Linked DNA regions of Homo sapiens: region 2 is linked to region 1. The links are chromatin loops, found by intact Hi-C in ENCODE. Cell type or tissue: heart left ventricle. All regions are shown on one strand. Each heading gives the region's core, and the rest is flanking DNA. Links, peaks and the distances in the headings are about the cores only. Region 1 overlaps NDRG3 (NDRG family member 3). Region 2 overlaps SLA2 (Src like adaptor 2).

The links. Hi-C counts contacts between places; a loop is a spot of excess contacts. Peaks named below come from ENCODE experiments on the same cell type or tissue, not always from the same donor. Only the 100,000 strongest peaks of a DNase experiment are listed, where the experiment ranks them.
Region 2: it touches region 1 in a loop (5-fold over the local background); 2 of 110 quality-filtered maps call a loop at or near these places.

The regions. Positions count from the first base shown.
Region 1 is chr20:36,679,862-36,689,813 of GRCh38, reverse strand. It overlaps NDRG3 (NDRG family member 3), which reads left to right. Exons shown (of 16, transcript NM_032013.4): 4 at 1,030-1,135; 5 at 2,202-2,322; 6 at 5,339-5,401; 7 at 7,236-7,296; 8 at 8,912-8,998. Among named protein-coding and RNA genes, the nearest start is that of SLA2, 39 kb to the right of the region's middle. In heart left ventricle, for the core only: no CTCF peak of the experiment used is centred there; no DNase peak of the experiment used is centred there.
Region 2 is chr20:36,625,269-36,635,220 of GRCh38, reverse strand. It overlaps SLA2 (Src like adaptor 2), which reads left to right. Exons shown (of 8, transcript NM_032214.4): 3 at 632-731; 4 at 1,592-1,678; 5 at 2,523-2,626. Among named protein-coding and RNA genes, the nearest start is that of SLA2, 16 kb to the left of the region's middle. RefSeq lists enhancers at 1,694-2,195, 4,875-4,984. In heart left ventricle, for the core only: no CTCF peak of the experiment used is centred there; a DNase peak (open chromatin) is centred at 5,053.

The DNA of each region.
Region 1 (9,952 bases), core at 2,648-7,647:
AGGAGGCGGAGCTTGCAGTGAGCCGAGATCGCGCCACTGCACTCCAGCCTGGGTGACGGAGCGAGACTCTGTCTCAAAAAAAAAAAAAAAAAAAAATCTCTTAGTTCCAAGGGAAAGGTGCTGACCCAGCCTGGGCCAGATGCCTCCCTGACTCCAGTAAGCTATGGCCGTAAGTTTATGTTCCACAAACATGGTAGCCAAGATCCACCCCTGTAACGTGTGGATGACACAGAAGGACAGCTCCCAGGAAAGAAGGGATCCTAGGCAGATACACCCATAGGTGTCTGGTGAAATTATCTACTGAAATTAATTATAAATTATCTGAACATGTGTTCAGAAGCTCCAAAACCTCTGATTTTTTACCCAGCAACTTCTTCATATCTTCCATTTCCTTTTTTCCCCACAAGTCTTACCTGGCTCCTTACCCAATTTGCTGATTTCCTTTCCATAGCCAATTGCAAATGTATTCTCAACAGATCCCTGGGCTCGTAAGTGAGCTTTGGAGATAACAAGGTGTGTTTTGCTCCCTATTTATTTTTCTGGAAGAATTGGAAAGTAGGAATATTATGTATACTCTAGCATCTCTCTGGTATGCATTTATTTTATTTTATTTTATTTTTTGAGACGAAGTCTTGCTCTGTCACCAGGCTAGAATGCAGTAGCACGATCTCAGCTCACTGTAATCTCTGCCTCCCAGGTTCAAGTGATTCTCCAGCCTTAGCCTCCTGAGTAGCTGGGATTATGTGCGTGTGCCACCATGCCTGGCTGATTTTTTATTTTTAGTAAAGACAGGGTTTCATCATGTTGGCCAGGCTGATCCTCAAAGTCCTGACCTCAAGTGATCCGACCACCTAGGCCTCCCAAAGTGCTGGGATTACAGGCGTGAACCACCACGCCCAGCCACATGTAATTTATTAATGTGTCCTGCCCCAGCTCGTGGGAAACGGTGGTAAAGCAGGTATTGTGAAACTTTGGCAACCTGGGAAGTTCATTCTGCTTTTTCTGAGAACTTACATTCTCTTGTTACAGGAACATGATATAGAAACAACTCATGGTGTGGTCCACGTCACTATAAGAGGCTTACCCAAAGGAAACAGACCAGTTATACTAACATATCATGACATTGGCCTCAACCGTATGTATTTTATTTTACACCTTCCCTTCTTATCATACTTGATCTTTGTATGTTAAAAACCAAACAACAACAATATTCTAATAGAGCAGAGGTTTCCCCCTCTCTGTGGTAACTTTCCCTCCTTGTTCCTACATTCGTTAATGGTATAAAGTTCCTGGGAAGTGTGCAGGGGAATGTATTCTGGGGATACTGGAATCACATCTCGCCTTCATGTCTGCTAAAGGATTGCAGATTATACAATGCACTGCTAAGAAAGTAGAACTGAAATCCATGTTTTCAAGCCTGTACTCTGTTTTTTTTTTTTAAATATGTTTCAGGTTAGAAAATTCAGAGTTGGAACTTAACTTTGTTGTGAGCTCTTCAATGAATTAGTAAGAATTCTTGCTAGAGCCTGTCACCAGTGACTTTAAGTGGACTTTTCTAGATGGTAGTGTAAGATTCTGGCCCCAGCCATAGACACACAGAGTCTGCATACATGTGTTTTCTTTCATGCTGCTCTGGCTTTCATAGATGCCCTGCATTTGAGGCCACAGTTGAGTGTTAAAGCTTTTGTAGCTGCCTTGGCATGAGAAGTGATTTAAGCAGGTATACAAAGAGGGTAGAAGTGGAAGCAGCAGCCCCTCCCTTCACTCTGGCAATTTTGCCAAGAGACAAACTCCCGTGTGGTGAATGTGAACAGCTCAGGACATTCACGCCACCTGTGCTCTTGGGGTATAATCAGTGTCTGTTTGTGAGATAGAGGAATAATGTCCATGAGAAATGACAGCATTATGGGTGTAAGATTATTTTGTGCAATAATCGGAAACCACCAAATATTAACAAAGTAATTTCTACTTTGCAGACATTATTTAGAATTAAGAATTGTTTTCAATATGTATCTCAATATGAGATGTCTTATATTCAGCCTTTAGGGCAGCTTGAATCAGACAGATTGTTCAGACACCTCACTTTGGTGGAATGGTGGTTAAAAAGCAGGGAAAGAAGGTGATAATAGGCATTGACTGAGTAGAGGAAAATTGGGGCGATATGGAGAGCCTGTGACTTATGGGTATTTTTATTCTTATAGATAAATCCTGTTTCAATGCATTCTTTAACTTTGAGGATATGCAAGAGATCACCCAGCACTTTGCTGTCTGTCATGTGGATGCCCCAGGCCAGCAGGAAGGTGCACCCTCTTTCCCAACAGGGTAAGGCCACGAAAAGATCATCTGGGAGACGTGCACTCAGTAGAGCAACTGGCTGAGCTCCAGTGGGAGAAGTGGTGTGTGCTTCCCTTTGATTTTATTACCGTCTATAGGTTATGCTTATTGACCAACCATCCTCATATTTTCTCTCCTTGGGCTGAGAGGACTGTTATGTACAGTTTTTTGGGGGAAACTGTGTGTTTTCCCATATCCAGGAATGGCTCTCCATAGCAGGTGCCTGCTTTCCTGTAATCTCAAGGCATAAGTGTCTGGAACATCTACTCCTCACTGTCTTTATCTTTCCCTTCCTTATCTGTTTGAAAGCTGTCATTTTTTAGCGAGACGTGGTGACTCACACCTATAATCCTAGCACTTTGGGAGGCAAAGGCAGTAGGATTGCTTGAGCCCCGGGGTTCAAGACCAGCCTGGATAACATAGGAATACCTTGTCTCTACAAAAAATTGAAAAATTAGCCAGCCAGGCATGGTGGTGTTCACCTGTGGTCGTGTCTGCTTGGGAGGCTGTTGTGGGAGGATCACTTGAGCCCAGGGGATTGAGGCTGCAGTGCCTGGATGACTGAGCAAGACCCTGTCCCCAGAAAGAAAACAAACAAACAAAAAAACCTGTCATTTTTGTGTCCTTCCTCAAAACTCCCAACTACTTAGGCCCAAATTCAGATCTCTCTGAGCTTTCCTGGGAGCATCTCCCCATCCTTAGCTCTCAAACTAGTAATGGAAATTTGACTATCTGTGTAACTGTTTATTCTGAGAGGCTGTCCTGGCAGATAGAGGTGTGGGGTGATTGATTGGCTTTGGCACTCTCAGCTTCCTCCTACATCTGCTTCGCAGGGCAGAGTCATAGGCTCCCTACCTGTTTGTTCCCTGGACGGGTGCTTATTGAGAAGACCTTAGGAGGAGTGAGCACACACTCTGTGGAATGCTAATTCTTCCCCTATCCTTTCACTCATCTCCAGAGCTGCCTTTGGCCAGTGACTGCTGGGAAATAGACAATTGCAGACAAATAATAGCTAATATTTAAATAGTACTCAAACCGTGTTCCAGACCCTGCTTTAAATGCTTTACATTTGTTAACTCATTTACTCCTCACAACCCTATGGGATAAGTTTACTATTATTCCCATTTTATAAGTGAGGAAACTGAGGCCCAGAAAAATTAAGTAACATGGCTAACATTACATAACAAATAAGTGGCAGAGCTAAGATTTGAACCCAGACAGTCTGGTGCCAGAATCTGACTCTAAAATGCAAATTGGCCAGTGGTCAGTTTATATCCAACAAGATTTGTATCCAGTTCCTTTTTTCTATTTTGTGGACAAATGGTTCCACAGCACACCATCCCCTTAAGTGTTCAGGCAGAGGCAGGCTGACTTCCCTGTCAGATGTAGAACAGATCCTGCCTCATATATAAGTGGTCATCTTAGGATCAATTCCATCTCCAATTCTGTAATACTTTTTCTTTCTTTCTTGAGATAGGATAGTGCTTTGTTTCCCAGGCTGGAGTACAGTGGCGTGATCATGGCTTACTGCAGCCTCAACCTCCTGGGCTCAAGTGATCCTCCCATCTCAGCCTCCCTACTAGCTGGGACTACAAGTGTGTGCCAACACGCCTGGCTAATTATTGTTATTTTCTGTAGAGACAGGGTTTTGCCCTGTTGCTCAGGCTGGTCTCGAACTCCTGGGCTTGAGCAATCTGGTTGCCTCAGCCTCTGAAAGTGTTGGGATTACAGGCGTGAGCCAACGCTCCCAGTCGGATGCTTACTACTTTTCTAGGAATTCTGATCTGGGTCTGTTCCTGGGCCTGCTCGAACATCTTAGGATCAGATGGTTCATATTATGAACCAAATTCAAATACAATAAAATAACCATGCCAGACACAGTGGCTCACACCTGTAGTTCTAGCACTTTGTTAGGCTGAGGTAGGAGGATCACCTGAGGCCAGGAATTCAAGACCAGCCCTGGCAACATAGCGAGACTCCATCTCTACAAAAAATTGAAAAATTAGCCAGGCATGGTGGCATGCGCCTGTAGTCCCAGCTACTCAGAAGCCTGAGGCAGGAGGATAGCTTGAGCCCAGGAGTTCAAGGTTACAGTGAGCTATGATTTCACTACTGCACTCCAGCCTGGGTGACAGAGTGAGACCATGTCTCTTAAAAAATTAATAATAATAATAATAATAATAATAAAATTTTAAAAATAACTATGTTATTCTATGCCTAAGTGAAACAAATAAGCATTCATGCTAAGGGTTTGTAACTGTGTGCCCATACCTAGAAAAGCTTTATTTTTGCATTTAGTTGCCTAAATATAGCAGTAGACCAAGACCCCCTTTCTGAGTTGACTCTTACTGCCGGAGGTTTACTGAGCCTGGACTCCAACTGAAGAGATTGTTAGAGGTTTGGAAATACCCTAAGAGAGAACCATGTTACTAGTTCTTTTCATGTGGCACCCTCTGGTCCCAAGGGCTGCTTGTTAGGATATAGAAACCGTGGATTATTTTACTTTCTCCTTAGCATGGCAGTTGTAGAGAGTTACACAATATGCCACAATCATTTTCAGGGTACCACATCACCTCCTTTGAGCCTTTGGTAAAAGGAAATGCTTTTATCTAAGATTTTTTTTTTTTTTTGAGGCGGAGTTTTGCTCTTGTTGCCCAGGCTGGAGTGCAATGGCATGATCTCCGCTCACGGCAGCCTCCGCCTCTCAGGTTCAAGCAATTCTCCTGCCTCAGCCTCCCAAGTTTCTGGGATTACAGGCATGTGCTACCACACCCAGCTAATTTTGTATTTTTAGTAGAGATGAGGTTTCTCCATGTTGGTCAGGCTGGTCTCGAACTCCCAACCTCAGGTGATCTGCCCACCTCGGTGTCCCAAAGTGCTGGGATTATAGGCATGAGCTACTGCGCTCAGCCTTTTATCTAAGACTTCTGGACCTTTCCAGCTGTTCTAGCAACTGGGAATTGTGAGTGCTTTCTAATTCAGGAGATATCCTTCTGGATTGCAGGTATCAGTACCCCACAATGGATGAGCTGGCTGAAATGCTGCCTCCTGTTCTTACCCACCTAAGGTAGGTTCATTCTGCAGTCTTTCATGCAGTTTTTATTGACTTTCTATGGTGAATTATTTAGTGTCTGTTTCAGAGGATATGATGGTTAGGAAAAATATTATCACTGTCCTCCTAGAGCTTAGTGGGGTAACAAGTAAGCAAACAAATAATAAAGTTCTATAAAATAAGTCAGTGGGGGTGTTGTGATAGAGAATAAGGGTGGGATCTACATTAGTAAGGCAAGTTAGGGAATTCCTCTCTAGGAAGGTGGCACACACGCTGAGACCTAGAAGATTTAAAAATCTACCTTGAGCTGGGCCAAGTGGCAGGAAGATCACTTAACAACAGCAGTTCAAGGCTACAGTGAGTTGTGATCCCACCCCTGCACTCCAGCCTGAGTAACAGTGAGACACCCTGTATCTAAAAAATAAAAATAAAGCTGTTTAAATTTTTTTAAAAACGTTCATCTCACTGAGAAGAGAATGGTTTGGAGAAGAATCAGAGAGAGAAAGCAGGGAGAACAGTTAAACTATTAACAATAGTCCAGGCAAGAGATAATGATAGCATGGTACTGGATGCTGCTGTTGGGGGATGATTGAAGTAGATAGTAGTAGGTAGATGGATATATTCTGGAGATAGACTCCACTGACTTGCTGATGGGTTGGATACTGACAGCTACCAAGGATAACTCCCAGGTTTCAGTTATATATATTTTTATATGTGTGTGTGTGTGTGTGTGTGTACATATATGTGTGTGTATATATATATGTATATATACATATATATACATATATTTATTTATTTATTTATTTGTTTTGAGATGGAGTTTCACTCCATCACCCAGGCTAGAGTGTAGTGGTGCGATCGCAGCTCACTGCAGCCTCTGCCTCCTGGGTTCAAACGATTTTCCTGCCTCAGCTTCCCATTTAGCTGGGATTACAGGCACAGGCCACCATGCCTGGCTAATTTTTTTTGTATTTTTAGTAGAGACGGGGTTTCATGATGTTGGCCAGGCTGACCTCGAACTCCTCACCTTCAATGATCCACCTGCCTTGGCCTCTCAAAGTCCTGGGATCATAGGCGTGAGCCACTGCCCCCGGTCTCAGTTATATTTTATTTAACCATTAAAACCAACTTGAAAGTAGTTGGTGGGATCCTTGTTTTTTTTGGTTTTGTTTTTTGTTTTTTTTGAGACAGAGTCTCACTCTGTCACCTAGGCTGGAGTGCAGTGGCGCATTCTCGGCTCACTGCAAGCTCCACCTCCCGGGTTCATGCCATTCTCCTGCCTCAGCCTCCCGAGCAGCTGGGACTACAGGTGCCCGCCACCATGTCTGGTTAATTTTTTTTGTATTTTTAGTAGAGACGGGGTTTCACCGTGTTAGCCAGGATGGTCTCGATCTCCTGACTTCGTGATCCGCTCGCCTCGGCCTCCCAAAGTGCTGGGATTACAGGCGTGAGCCACCGTGCCCAGCCTTTGTTTTTTTTTTTAACAGGCGCACGCCACCATGCCCGGCTAATTTTTTGTATTTTAGTAGAGACGGGGTTTCACCATGTTGGCCAGGATGGTCTTGATCTGCTGACCTCGTGATCCGCCGACCTCGTGATCCGCCTGCCTCGGCCTCCCAAAGTGCTAAGATTACAGGCGTAAGCCACTGCGCCCAGCTGAGATCCTTGTTTTATAAATAAGGAACTGAGGCTCAGAAAGTTAGGGGAAAGAAAAAAAACACTTGCCCAAATTCTCACATCTAATAAATATCAGAGCCAGGATTTCAACCCAGGTTGTATGCTTTCAATTATGCAATGCTGCCTGCAAATGAAGTTGACTCTGTCAGTTGTCGTTATGTCCCATTCACAGCCTGAAAAGCATCATTGGAATTGGAGTTGGAGCTGGAGCTTACATCCTCAGCAGATTTGCAGTAAGTATGTAGAGGATTAGCCTCAACATCCTTGAGGCAGTGCCTGGGTCACAGCTATTACTGCTGTGTTAAATGACCAGGCAGTATTCTGGGCCTTATGTCAGTTTTTCTGTAACTTCTGTCAGCTTTAGATACAGGTTGTATAAAGCCTAGCTTTGTACTTAACAATACCTGAAAAATCACAAATGGGGACAGTACATCATCAATAAAAAGCAAGTCCTAGATGCTGCTTATAATGGAATTTTGTGCGGCCATTAAAATTAAGTTTACGAAAAGCTTTATAATGATACATGGTTTGCATACATTATAATGTTAACCAAAAAGTTAGAATATAGATTGACATAAAGTTTGTCATAGCCATAGGAAAGGACTGGAAGAAAATGTACCAAAAAATATTAATGGATTGATATGTGGTAAGATAATGTGAAATTTTTATTTTCTGCTTTTTATAATTTCTCTGCTTATCAAATTTTCTATCGTGAATATAATCACTGTAGTCAGAGAAAAAAAGTAAGCCAGGGACCAGGCACGGTGGCTCACGCCTGTGATCCTAGCACTTTGGGAGGCCGACACGGGTGGATCACCTGAGGTCAGGAGTTCGAGACCAGCCTGGCCAACATGGTGAAACCCCGTCTCCACTAAAAATACAAAAATTAGCTGGGCGTGGTGGTAGGTGCCTGTAATCCCAGCTACTCAGGAGGCTGAGGCAGGAGAATTGCATGAATCCTAGAGGCCGAGATTGTAGTGAGCCGAGATAGCATCACTGCACCAGCCTGGGCAACAAGAGCGAAACTCTGTCTCAAAAAGAAAATTAAATTAAATTAAATTAAATAAGCTAGAGAGCTAGAGCTCCTATTATAAATTTTTTTTTTTTTTTTTTTTGAGATGAAGTCTTGCTGTGTCGCCCAGGCTGGAGTGCAGTGGTGCAATCTCGGCTCACTGCAACCTCCGCCTCCTGGGTTTAAGTGATTCTCCTGCCTCAGCCTCCTGAGTAGCTGGGATTACAGGCGCCCACTACCACACCCAGCTAATTTTTGCATTTTTAGTAGACATGGGGTTTCGCCATGTTGGTCAGGCTGGTCTCTAACTCCTGACCTCGTGATCCACCCTCCTCAGCCTCCCAAAGTGCGGAGATTACAGGCGTGAGCCACCGTGCCCGGCCAGACATTATTATCATTATTTTTTTTTAATACGTCCTCAGTGATAGGAGAGTCTTCTGAGGATGATACAGACTGTTCAGATGGTTTCAGAAAAAAAAACTTCAGAAGCCTCTGTTGAGAACAAAGATATATGAGCATGGAGCAGCTGCTTGTGCCAAGCGCACTTTCCCAATGAGGAAGATCCACCATGAATTGAACAACTGCATATAGATCTTTGCAAGACAAGATAATTTGATAGTAAAATAAGTAATTTGATAGCAAAACCAGAAACTGGTTTCCATATGCTAAGTCAGATTTCAAGAGCTATTTTTCCACATGTTCTCCCTCTTTGTAGTCTTACTTTCAAATGTGAGGCATTAAGGCATGTAAGTAAGAATTGATCAACCATGTTCCAACTGTTTAGAAGAACTGTGGGAGTGTAGCTTTCATACTATTGTCTTTGCCTCATCTTTCAGCTCAACCATCCAGAGCTTGTGGAAGGCCTTGTGCTCATTAATGTTGACCCTTGCGCTAAAGGCTGGATTGACTGGGCAGCTTCCAAAGTAAGTACCACATGAAGGTGTCCATCGGCTTATCTTGGCCCATCTCAAAACAGCTTACCAGTTTTTCATTGAGGTATATATACAGTTAAGGGTAAAAATGTTAAGTATATAGCTTGAAGAATGTTTACATATAAAATCACCATCCAATCAAGATATAGAATATTCCCAGCTCACTAGGGGATTCCGTTGTATCTTTTCCTAATTGATACTTCCTCTCCTTCCCAGAAATTACCTGTTCTGACTGTTGTTACCAGAGATAAGTTTTATCTGTTTTTAAACAGTTTTATCTGTTAAATTGGAATCATAGAAACTGTATTTTTTTTTTTTTTTTGAGATGGAGTCTCACTCTGTTGCCCAGGCTGGAGTGCAGTGGCATGATCTTGGCTCACTGCAACCTCCACCTCCCGGTTCAAGCAATTCTCTGCCTCAGCCTCCCGAGTGGCTGGGATTACAGGTGCCCACCACCATGCCCGGCTAATTTTTTTGTATTTTTAGGAGAGACCAGGTTTCACCATCTTGACCAGGCTGGTCTTGAACTCCTGACCTTGTGATCCACCCGCCTCGGCCTCCCAAACTGCTGGGATTACAGGCGTGAGCCACCGCACCCAGCCTGTCTGGTTTCTTTTCTTTCATCACGGTGTCTGTGAAACTCATCCAAGTTGTATGTAGCAGTAGTTCTAAATTACAGTTTGGACTGGGCACGGTGGCTCATGCCTGTAATCCCAGCACTTTGGGAGGCAGAGGCGGGAAGATCACCTGAGGTCGGGAGTTTGAGACCAGCCTGACCAACATGGAGAAACCCCATCTCTACTAAAAATACAAAATTAGTCGGGTGTGGTGGTGCATGCCTGTAATCCCAGCTACTCGGGAGGCTGAGGCAGGAGAATCACTTGAACCTGGGAGGCAGAGGTTGCAGTGAGCTAAGATCGTGCCATTGCACTCCAGTCTGGGCAA
Region 2 (9,952 bases), core at 2,054-7,053, 54 kb after region 1:
CCTGGATTTTCAGGCTACAAGGCTCGGCGGTCATAGGGAGTCTGGTTGGCCTGAGCAGGCTGCCCTCTGGGGTGGCTGAGGGCGTGGGTGCTGTGCTGAGGGTGCCCTTGCCGCCTGATGCCCAGCCTTGAAATTGGGCCTTATGGTCACCACATTCTGAGCCTCATGGCCACCGTGTCCTGGGCAACATAGCAAGACCTCATCTCTACTAAAAAATTGTTTTAAATTAGCCGGGTGTAGTGGTGCACACCTGTAGTCCCAGCCACTCAGGAGGCTGAGGCTGGAGGATTTGAGCCCGGGAGGTCAAGGCTGCATTGAGCCTAATTTTTAGAGATAGGATCTTGCCCTGTCGCTCAGCCTACGTGCAGTGGTGATGGAGCAAGACCCTATCACTATTTTTTTTTTCTTTCTTTCTCTCTCTCTCTCTCTCTCTCTGGGCACTGTCAGGGCTCTGCAAAGTTCTGCTGGAAAAGCTTGATTCCAGGGTGGCCCTCTTAGGAAGTGGATGGGACTCCCTCAGGGTGCTTGTGGAGGGCTGATGCTGGGAGCCAGACCCAGGCCAGACTCCACTAGACCTCATGCGTGGAGCAGGGCTAGCTAAGTAGGTGACTATTTCTGTCCCTCCATCTAGAGAGAAGCAAGGCCACAGCCGTGGCCCTGGGCAGTTTCCCGGCAGGTGGCCCGGCCGAGCTGTCGCTGAGACTCGGGGAGCCATTGACCATCGTCTCTGAGTAAGTCCATGGGCACTGGATACCTGAATATGCACTAATAGAGCCAGGCATGGTGGTGTGTGCCTGTAGCGCTAGCTGTCTGGGAGGCTTAGGTGGGAGAATCGCTGGAGCTCGGGAGCTCAAGGCTGCAATGAGCTATGATCAAGCCAGTGCACTCCAGCTTGGGTGACAGCAAGACCCTGTCATCTCTAAAATAAATGAATGGGCCAGGCGTGGTAGCTCACACCTGTAATCCCAGCACTTTGGGAGGCTGAGGTGGGCAGATCACCTGAGGTCAGGAATTCGAGACCAGCCTGGCCAACACGGTGAAACCGTCTCTACTAAAAATACAAAAATTAGCCGGGCTTGGTGGCAGACGCCTGTAATCCCAGCTACTTGGGAGGCTGAGGCAGGAGAATCACTTGAACCTGGGAGGAGGAGGTTGCAGTGAGCTGAGATCACGCCATTGCACTCCAGCCTGGGCGACGAGCAAAACTCTGTCTCAAAAAAATAAAAGAAGGAAGGAATTAGAGATACTGTCCCGGGAGAAGGGGCCCTTCCCCCAGGTAGAAAAGCACAAGCCTTTGCTGAAGCGCTCACAGAAACCCTGTGGTGGAATTTCAGGCGGCTGGACACCCCCACAGGGAGAAGCAGTGGGTGGGCAGCGCCCTGTAGCAGGGAGCCTGGAATTGTGCATCTACCACCAGCCCCAGCCCTGACTCAGGAGGTACCTGGACAGGCTAGTGCAGGGAAGCCTGGGAAACAGGCAGGACAGGTGGCCACAGGATCCAGCCTGAGAGGGTCCTTGCAAGCCCTGAATGTGTGGTTGTCGGGGCCTTGGCTCATCTGAAAGAGGTGCCCCCACTCCTTTCTCTCTCCAGGGATGGAGACTGGTGGACGGTGCTGTCTGAAGTCTCAGGCAGAGAGTATAACATCCCCAGCGTCCACGTGGCCAAAGTCTCCCATGGGTGAGTTCCCACCCCAGGCCCGCCTTGCAGAGCTTCCTGCTTTCTCCTCCCACAAGAACTCCCCTTTGTGCACGGCTCTGCGCTGAGCAAAGCTGGGGATGGGGGAGAATCGAACCCAGGTCCTGCCCTCAAGAGGGGCAGACAGCTCATCCTAGCACAGGTTGGCCTGTGAGATGTGGGAGCCAGAGGAAGGGCTTGGGAAGGCCCACAGAGGAGGTGTGGAGCTCTGGGCTTTGGAGGTTGCCAGGATCTCGTGGTGGAAAATGCTGAAAAGTCCACGTAGGAGATGGCAGCATGTGGCGTGAGGGGCTGGCACAGTGGTGCGCACCTGTAGTCCCAGCTACTAGGGAGGCTGAGGTGGGAGGATCATCTGAGCCTGGAAGGTCAAGGCTGCAGTGAGCCGTGATTGCGCCACTGCACTCTAGTCTAGGCCACAGAGCAGGAGCCTGTCTCAGTAAAAAAAGAAAAAAACAGAGGGGCAGCTCTTGGAAAGCTGAGGCTTAGAAAGGTGAGTGGATAGAATCAGGGTGCTTTGGGGACTGAGCAGGGATAGCAGAGAGGCTGGGACCAACCCAGGTTACTTGGGGGAATGAGGTCTCCAGGCAGAGAAAGCTGAGGCTGTCCCCATGAGTTTGTCCTCCCAGGGCCCTGGAGCCAGGACTGGGAGGACAAAAATGGCATGGACCTCGGAGACCCTGAGCCCAGCTCTTCGTGGAGCAGATAGAACTCTGAGGCCCAGAGAGGGAGGGCCTTGTGAGGGTCACTCAGCGGTGGTGGTAAAATCTTGGCTTCCCTCTTCCTCCAGGCTGACCCTGTCCCTTGTCCCTCTCTTTCGCTCCGCCAGGTGGCTGTATGAGGGCCTGAGCAGGGAGAAAGCAGAGGAACTGCTGTTGTTACCTGGGAACCCTGGAGGGGCCTTCCTCATCCGGGAGAGCCAGACCAGGAGAGGTGAGTAAGCTCGGTGCCAGCCCAGGCCCTCCCTACGTGGAGGTCTCAGAAAGGAGCCCACAGATATATGGCTGCAGGTGCGGCCCAGAAAATAGGCTTTGCCTGACTTCTCAGTCAACCAAGATTTCCTGAGCCCCAGCTCCGTGTCCTGCCCATATGAACCATGTGGAGCCCAGGCTGGGGGAGATGGAGACAGGCCATGAAAGCAGAGGAGAGGCAGCTAACTTTGGAGCAATCAAGGGAGGCTTCATGGAGGAATAGACCATGAGTGGACCTGGAGGAGTGGACCTGGGATCCTGAGGGATGTTCCCACAGGATCCCAGGCAACAAGACACAGTGGTGCTGGGGTGGGCCAGTGGGCTGCACCTCGGGACAATAGGAGGTTAGAAGTGAGCAAGCTCCAGCACAGAGGCCTTGGATGCCGAGCTGAGAAGCTTTGGTTTTCTCCCAAGGCAGTGGGGTTGCTACTCAGCAGAGACACAGTGCTGGGCGTGTGTTTTGGGGGAAACGAGAGGATGCATTACAGGGACTCTCTGAGTGTGTTCTGTGGGCCACCTGCTTAGAAGTAGAGGAGATGGGGGGTCAGTTTAGGGGACCCCGAAAATCGTATCCTTCTCTGAGAGGTTCACAATCCGTGTTAACACAAGACTTCTTAAGGCGTCGCGTTTGCCTAACTGGGCATTTCCCAAGTGTTTCTGACACAGGAGTGTTTCATCATGCAGCACCAGTCAGAGTCACTCCATGTTCATTCATTCAGCAAATGCTTCTCCAGCACCTATGATGTGGGGAGGCTTCAGGGAAGGACAGGACCTACTGTATGTGTCAGGCCTTAGGCATCTCTGCTGAGTGAGGTGGCCATGGTCCCTGCTCTCAGGGAGCTCCTGGGTCACTGGAAGCCAGTGTTCCATGGCACAGAGTTTGGGAAACATACCTCTATTTGAGATCCACAGTGATGCCAGGGCTTGCCCCTCCAATGCCAAGAGCCAAGTGTGATATGACTTGAGGGTGGGGCAGAAGGCCAAATGTGAAGGGCTGGAGTTCCTAGCCTTGGTGTCTAGCAGTCTGGCTGTCATCTGCCATGTTGCTGCCATGAGAGCCTATCAGCAATAGAGCAAAAATCTGCATTTCTAAAAATAATACAGGCCGGGCACTGTGGCTCACACCTGTAATCCCAGCACTTTGGGAGGCTGAGGTGGGAGAATCACTTGTGCCCAGAAATTTGAGACCAGCCTAGCCAACATAATGAGACCACTTCTCTACAAAAAAATTTAAAATGTAGTGAGGCATGGTGGTGCATCCCTGTAGTCCGAGCTACTTCGGAGGCTGAAGTGGGAGGATCACTTAAGTCCAGGAGTTCCAGGGTGCAGTGAGCCATGATTGCACCACTGCACTCCAGCCTGGGCAACAGAGCCAGACTCCATTTCAAAAAATAAAAGTGAATGTGAATGGCCCACAGTAGGGATCTAGGCTCAGCCAACACATTGGCAACTAGGATTTTTAATAGAGTATAGTCACAGAATTTCTCTGCGTTGACTAGGAGGTGATTCCTCCTTCCCCAAGACACAACATGATTCTGATCTCTTGGCAAAACATTAAAATGGTGACAGGATCTCTTGGGTCAGTAGCCAGTCAGAGCTAGAAACCCACTGGAAGTCATCTCATGGATCCTCCTCGCTCCACTGTACAGACTGAAAAACTGGACCAAAGAGGAGTAGGAACGGGCCACATGCACATTCATGTGGGGCTTCTCCCACCCCAGGTGCAGGGTCTTTTGCAATCAAAACACAAAGTTGATTGTCTCTTTGATGACCCTGCCTCCCTCTGAGCTGCTGCCCCTGAGTCCTTTAAGGCAGAGGCAAAGAGGGATGTTGAAGGAGCAGCAGCCCCCACGTTTATGTTAAGCCCTTTAAGTGACTTAAAACAATGTATGGGGATTGTACTTCCATTGTCTTCATTTTACAGATGGAAAAACTGAGGCTTAGGGAAGAGAAATAATTTGCCTGGGGAAACACAGCTAGTAAGTGCAGAGCCAGGATTCAAACCCAGCCACACCTCCTCTCACTCCAGGCCCCCAAGAAAGGCCCACGTGGGGCAGTAATGTTGGCACTGCAAGCATAGCAACAGACCAGGGAAGGAGGTATCAGGAATGGACAGACCTCCTGGCGCCCGCCTTGATATGAACCAACTGTGATAGGCTGTCGGGACCCTTCGTTCTCTGCCTCAGTCTCCCTCCCAGGACCCTTTCCAGCTTCTTTGTCTCTCCTCTCCTGCCCTTGGGCGTTCTTGGGTTGACCTCTCTGAGGCCCCTCCTGCTATTTTCTAGGCAGCATCAGCACCCCCACCTCACATACATCCATAGGCTGGTAGAGGGGCTGGGGAGGCCAGCCCAGCACAGCAGCTGCAAACAGGAAACCACAGCAGCGTTGCGGAGTGGAGCAGGGCCCCACTGCAGACTGTCCCCTGGAGCTTCAGAAGCCACAGGAAGTGCTCAGTGCTCAGCTCCCCTCCCCTGGCCCATTCTCTGGCCTGGGTCAGCCCCAAGAATATAGTGGCTGGCCCTTATGGCCACTCTGCCCCTTACCTAAAAAGACACAGATGCAAAGAGAAAACTCTGTGAGTGAGAAGAGAAAGCCGTATGGAGACTTTTTTTTTTTTTTTGAGACAGAGTCTCACTGTGTCGCCCAGGCTGGCGTGAAGTGGCACATTTTGGCTCAGTGCAGCCTCTGCCTCCTGGGTTCAAGTGATTGTCATGCCTCAGCCTCCCTGGTAGCTGGGATTACAGGCGAGTGCTACCACACCGGGATAATTATTATACTTTTTTGAGACAGAGTCTCACTCTGTTGCCTATGCTGGAGTGCAGTGGTGCGATCTCGGTTCACTGCAACCTCCACGTCCTGGGTTCAAGCGAGTCTCCTGCTTCAACCTCCTGAGTAGCTGGGATGACAGGCACATGCCACCATGCCCAACTAATTTTTGTGTTTTTAGTAGAGACAGGGTTTCATCATGTTGGCCAGGCTGATCTCAAACTCCTGACCTCAGATGATCCACCCACCTCGGCCTCCCAAAGTGCTGGGATTACAGGAGTAAGGCACTGCACCGGACTATTTTTTTTTTTTTGTATTTTTAGTAGAAACGGGGTTTTGCCATGTTGGCCAGGCTGGTCTCAAACTCCTGACCCTCAGATAATCCGCCCACCTTGGCCTCCCAAAGTGCTAGGATACAGGCATGAGCCACCGCGCCCAGCGGGATCCATGAAGATCTTTAAAGACTCATAAGATCCACATAAGGCCTCACCTGAGGTCAGGAGTTTGAGACCAGCTTGGCCAACATGGCGAAACCCCATCTGTACTAAAAATACAAAAAAATTAGCCGGGCATGGTGGCAGGTGCCTGTAATCCCAGCTACTCAGGAGGCTAAGGCTAGAGAATTGCTTGAACCTGGAGGTGGAGGTTGCAGTGAGACGAGATCGCACCACTGCACTCCAGCCTGGGTGACAAAGCGAGACTATGTCTCAAAAAAAAAAAAAAAATCCTCATAATTACCGGGACTAAGGTCTCCAGGTCCCCATAGTCAATTCCAAAAGGAGATGGATCAGGATGCAGCTATTGTTATCAAAGAGGAAGATGAAAAATGTTAGTTGGGGGAGGAGAAAAGAAAGAAGAAATTTGCCAATTTTCCAGGAAAGGTAAAATTTTCCTGCGGGTCATGGTTGATTTGTGGGTCAAGAAATCAGTTTAGGGGCCAGGTGCAGTGTCTCACACCTGTAATCCCAGCACATTGTGAGGCCAAGGCAGGAGGATCACTTGAGTCCAGGAGTTCAAAACCAGTCTGGGCAACAAAGGGAGACCCCCATCTCTTAAAAAAAAAAAATTTTTTTTTAAGTTAGCTAGGTGTGGTGGCATGTGCGTGTTGTCTAAGCTACTTGGGAGGCTGAGGCAGGAGGATCACTTAAGCCCAAGAAGTCGATGCTGCAGTGAGCTATGATCACACCACTGGACTCCAGCCTGGGTGACAGACCAAGACCCTGTCTCAAATAAATAAATAAATTCAATAAATCAACACTGATGCCTGTACCCCACCTCCAGGGTTTCTGATCTCACTGGTCAGGGATGTGGCCTGCACACTGTAAAAGCTGCCCAGGTGATTCTGATGGGTAGCCAGGGTCGGAACCCACTAATTTAGTGCGTCTGGACCAGTGCGTGTTTGTAGTGAAATTGAGCAGAGAACATGACCATGGTTGGGGTAAACATTGCGTCATAAAACTTTTGTTTCAGATTTTGTATAAGGTGTGTCCTGCGTCACAGTGTAAACTTTTATACTGTGGTTTGACACCACAGTGACTCTAGGGGCCCAAGTGACGTCATAGAACAGTGGTTCTCAGACTTGAGTGTACAGGACTCATCAGGGGAACTTGTTGACACTGTAGACTTGTAGGCCCTACCGCAGACCTAACTGAATCAGACTTTTGGGGGCAGAGGTCAGAAATCTGCTTCTTGGACAGGCTCTCTGGATGGTTCTATTGTTCTCTTGAGTTTGAAAACAGAGTTCCAATCTAGGGAACCCAGAATGAAGTAATAAGAGACAATGTACTTTACATTATGCTCTTGTCGTATATAATGGGAATTAGCCATTGACCAAGTGAGTGAGTGATGCCAGGATCAGCTTTTCATTGGCCCAAAGGCACTGATTCCACACGAGCTTCAAGCCTGCATGTGGACCAAGGAGGAAGGCCTGGGGCCCTGAGCTACCAGGAACACTAATCAGAGTCCGGAGCAGGAAGACCCCATCTTCCCAAGTCCTTCTGGCATACCTGGCTATATGATAGGCCTCGGGACAGCCATGGCCAGGCTCTAGTCAGGCCCCAAATCTTGCTCCGTGAAGGGGGCCTAGAAGCTTTGTGGAGGTCACAGGATTGTGCAGAGGTCAGCACAGGGTTAGGGACAGGCCCCAGCAGCAGCCCCTCTGCGCTGTCCTGCTGTATATCTGTTCTGTGTCAGGCACTATAAGGGAGATTGATGAGCAAGACGTGGTTCCTGCCCCTGCAGGGCTCACCTCTGTCCACTGTCAGTTGGGAAACACTTACTGAGCATCTCCTCCGAGTCAGGCCTGCTAAGTCATGGCTTTTGTCCTCAGGGTGCAGACAGTGGAGGGTGCAACATTCAATCCCTAAAGCTTCTTAGAGGCCTCAGCAGAGAAGGTTCAGGAGGGTCCTGCTAGGCCCACTTCTCACATGCAGCTCCTTATCTGATCCCTCATCCCTCACTCCCAGCATCATCACTGGAATACCTGACCCCAGAGGTCCCGGAGGTGATGTTGCCTAAGCCTGCTGGAGCTTTCTGAAATTAGGACCTTATACTTGGCCTTTCTTTCTGGTGGGTCCTCCTCTAGGCTCCGCGTCCAGCCACAGCTTCCACTGTTCCCTCTGGACCCTCTGCCCACCAGCCACTCTGTAAACACCTTGTTCTTTCTACCGCTGCATCCTTACACATACCCCTCCCTCCATCTGGAAAGCCTGCCCTCCGCTTCTCCTCACGGCAAGCTCACACTCATCCTTCGCCATTCTTTCCAGTGGGACTTTCCCAGACTACCACCTACCCAGACTATCGCCTTCCCAGACTATCACCTACCCAGGCTATCGCCTTCCCATACTATGTCAATTTTTGTTCTCAACTCCCATAGCATCTTGAAAATACCTCTTCTGTAGCTATAATAGGTTTATCTCTTTTCTTTTCCTCTTTTTTTTTTTTTTTTTGAGATGGAGTCTTGCTGTCGCCCAGGCTGGAATGCAGTTGGCGGGATCTCGGCTCACTGCAAGCTCTGCCTCCCGGTTTCACGCCATTCTCCTGCCTCAGCCTCCCGAGTAGCTGGGACCACAGGCGGCTGCCACCACACCCGGCTAATTTTTTGTATTAGTAGAGATGGGGTTTCACCATGTTAGCCAGGATGGTCTCGATCTCCTGACCTTGTGATCTGCCCGTCTGGGCCTCCCAAAGTGCTGGGATTACAGGCATGAGCCACCGCGCCCAGACTTTTTTTTTTTTAAGACAGGGTCACCCAAGCTGGAGTGCGGTGGCACTATCTCGGCTCACTGCAACCTCCACCTCCCAGGCCCAAGCGATTCTCCCACCTCAGCCTCCTGAGTAGCTGGGACTACAGGTGAATGCTTCCACGCCCTGCGAATTTTTGTGTGTGTTTTTTTTTTTTTAGACGGAGTCTCGTTCTGTCATTGGGCTGGAGTGCAGTGGCACAATCTCGGCTCATTGCAACCTATGCCTCCTGGGTTCAAGCAATTCTCCTGCCTCAGCCTCCCGAGTAGCTAGGATTACAGGTGCGTGCCACCACGCCCAGCTAATTTTTGTATTTTTAGTAGAGACAGGGTTTCACCATGTTGGCCAGGATGGTCTTGATCTCTTGACCTTGTGATCTACCCACCTTGGCATCGTAAAGTACTGGGATTACAGGCATGAGCCACTGCGCCCAGCTGTATTTTTTTTTAAAGTCAGGGTTTTGCCATGTTGCCCTGGCTGGTCTTGAACTCCTGACCTCAAGTGATCCACCCACCTTGGCCTCCCAAAGTGCTCAGATTACAGGCGTGACCCACCATGTCTGGCCCAGGTAATTTTTGTATTTTGAGTAGAAACAGGGTTTGGCCATGTTGCCCAGGCTAGTCTTGAACTTCTGACCTCAGGTGATCTGCCCACCTTGGCCTTCCAAAGTGCTGGGTTTATAGGCATGAGCCACCACACCCAGCTTTTTTTTTTTTTTTTTTTGACAGGATCTCACTCTATTGCCCAGGCTGGAGTGCAGTGGCACAATCATGGTTCACTGCAGTCTTGAACTTGTGGGCTCAAGTGATCCTCCCACCTCAGCTTCTTGAGTAGCTGGAACTACAGGCGTGCACCACCATGCCTAACTTTTAAATTTTTGTAGAGACAGGATCTCACTCTATTGCCCAGGCTGGTCTCGAACTCCTGGGCTCAAGCCATCCTCCCGCCTTAGACTTCCCAAGTGCTGGGATTACAGGCATGAGCCACCACAGCTGGCTAAATTTATTTCCTAAAACAAAATCATGGCCGGGCACAGTGGCTCATGCCTGTAATCCCAGCACTTTGAGAGGCCGAGGCGGGGGAATCACCTGAGGACAGAGTTCGAGACCAGCCTGGCTAACATGGTGAAACCCCATCTCTATTAAAAATACAAAAAAATTAGACAGGCATGGTGGCAGGTACCTATAATGGCAGCTATTCAGGAGGCTGAGGCAGGAGAATTGCTTGAAACCAGGAGGTGGAGGTTGCAGTGAGCTGAGATCATGCAATTGTGTTCCAG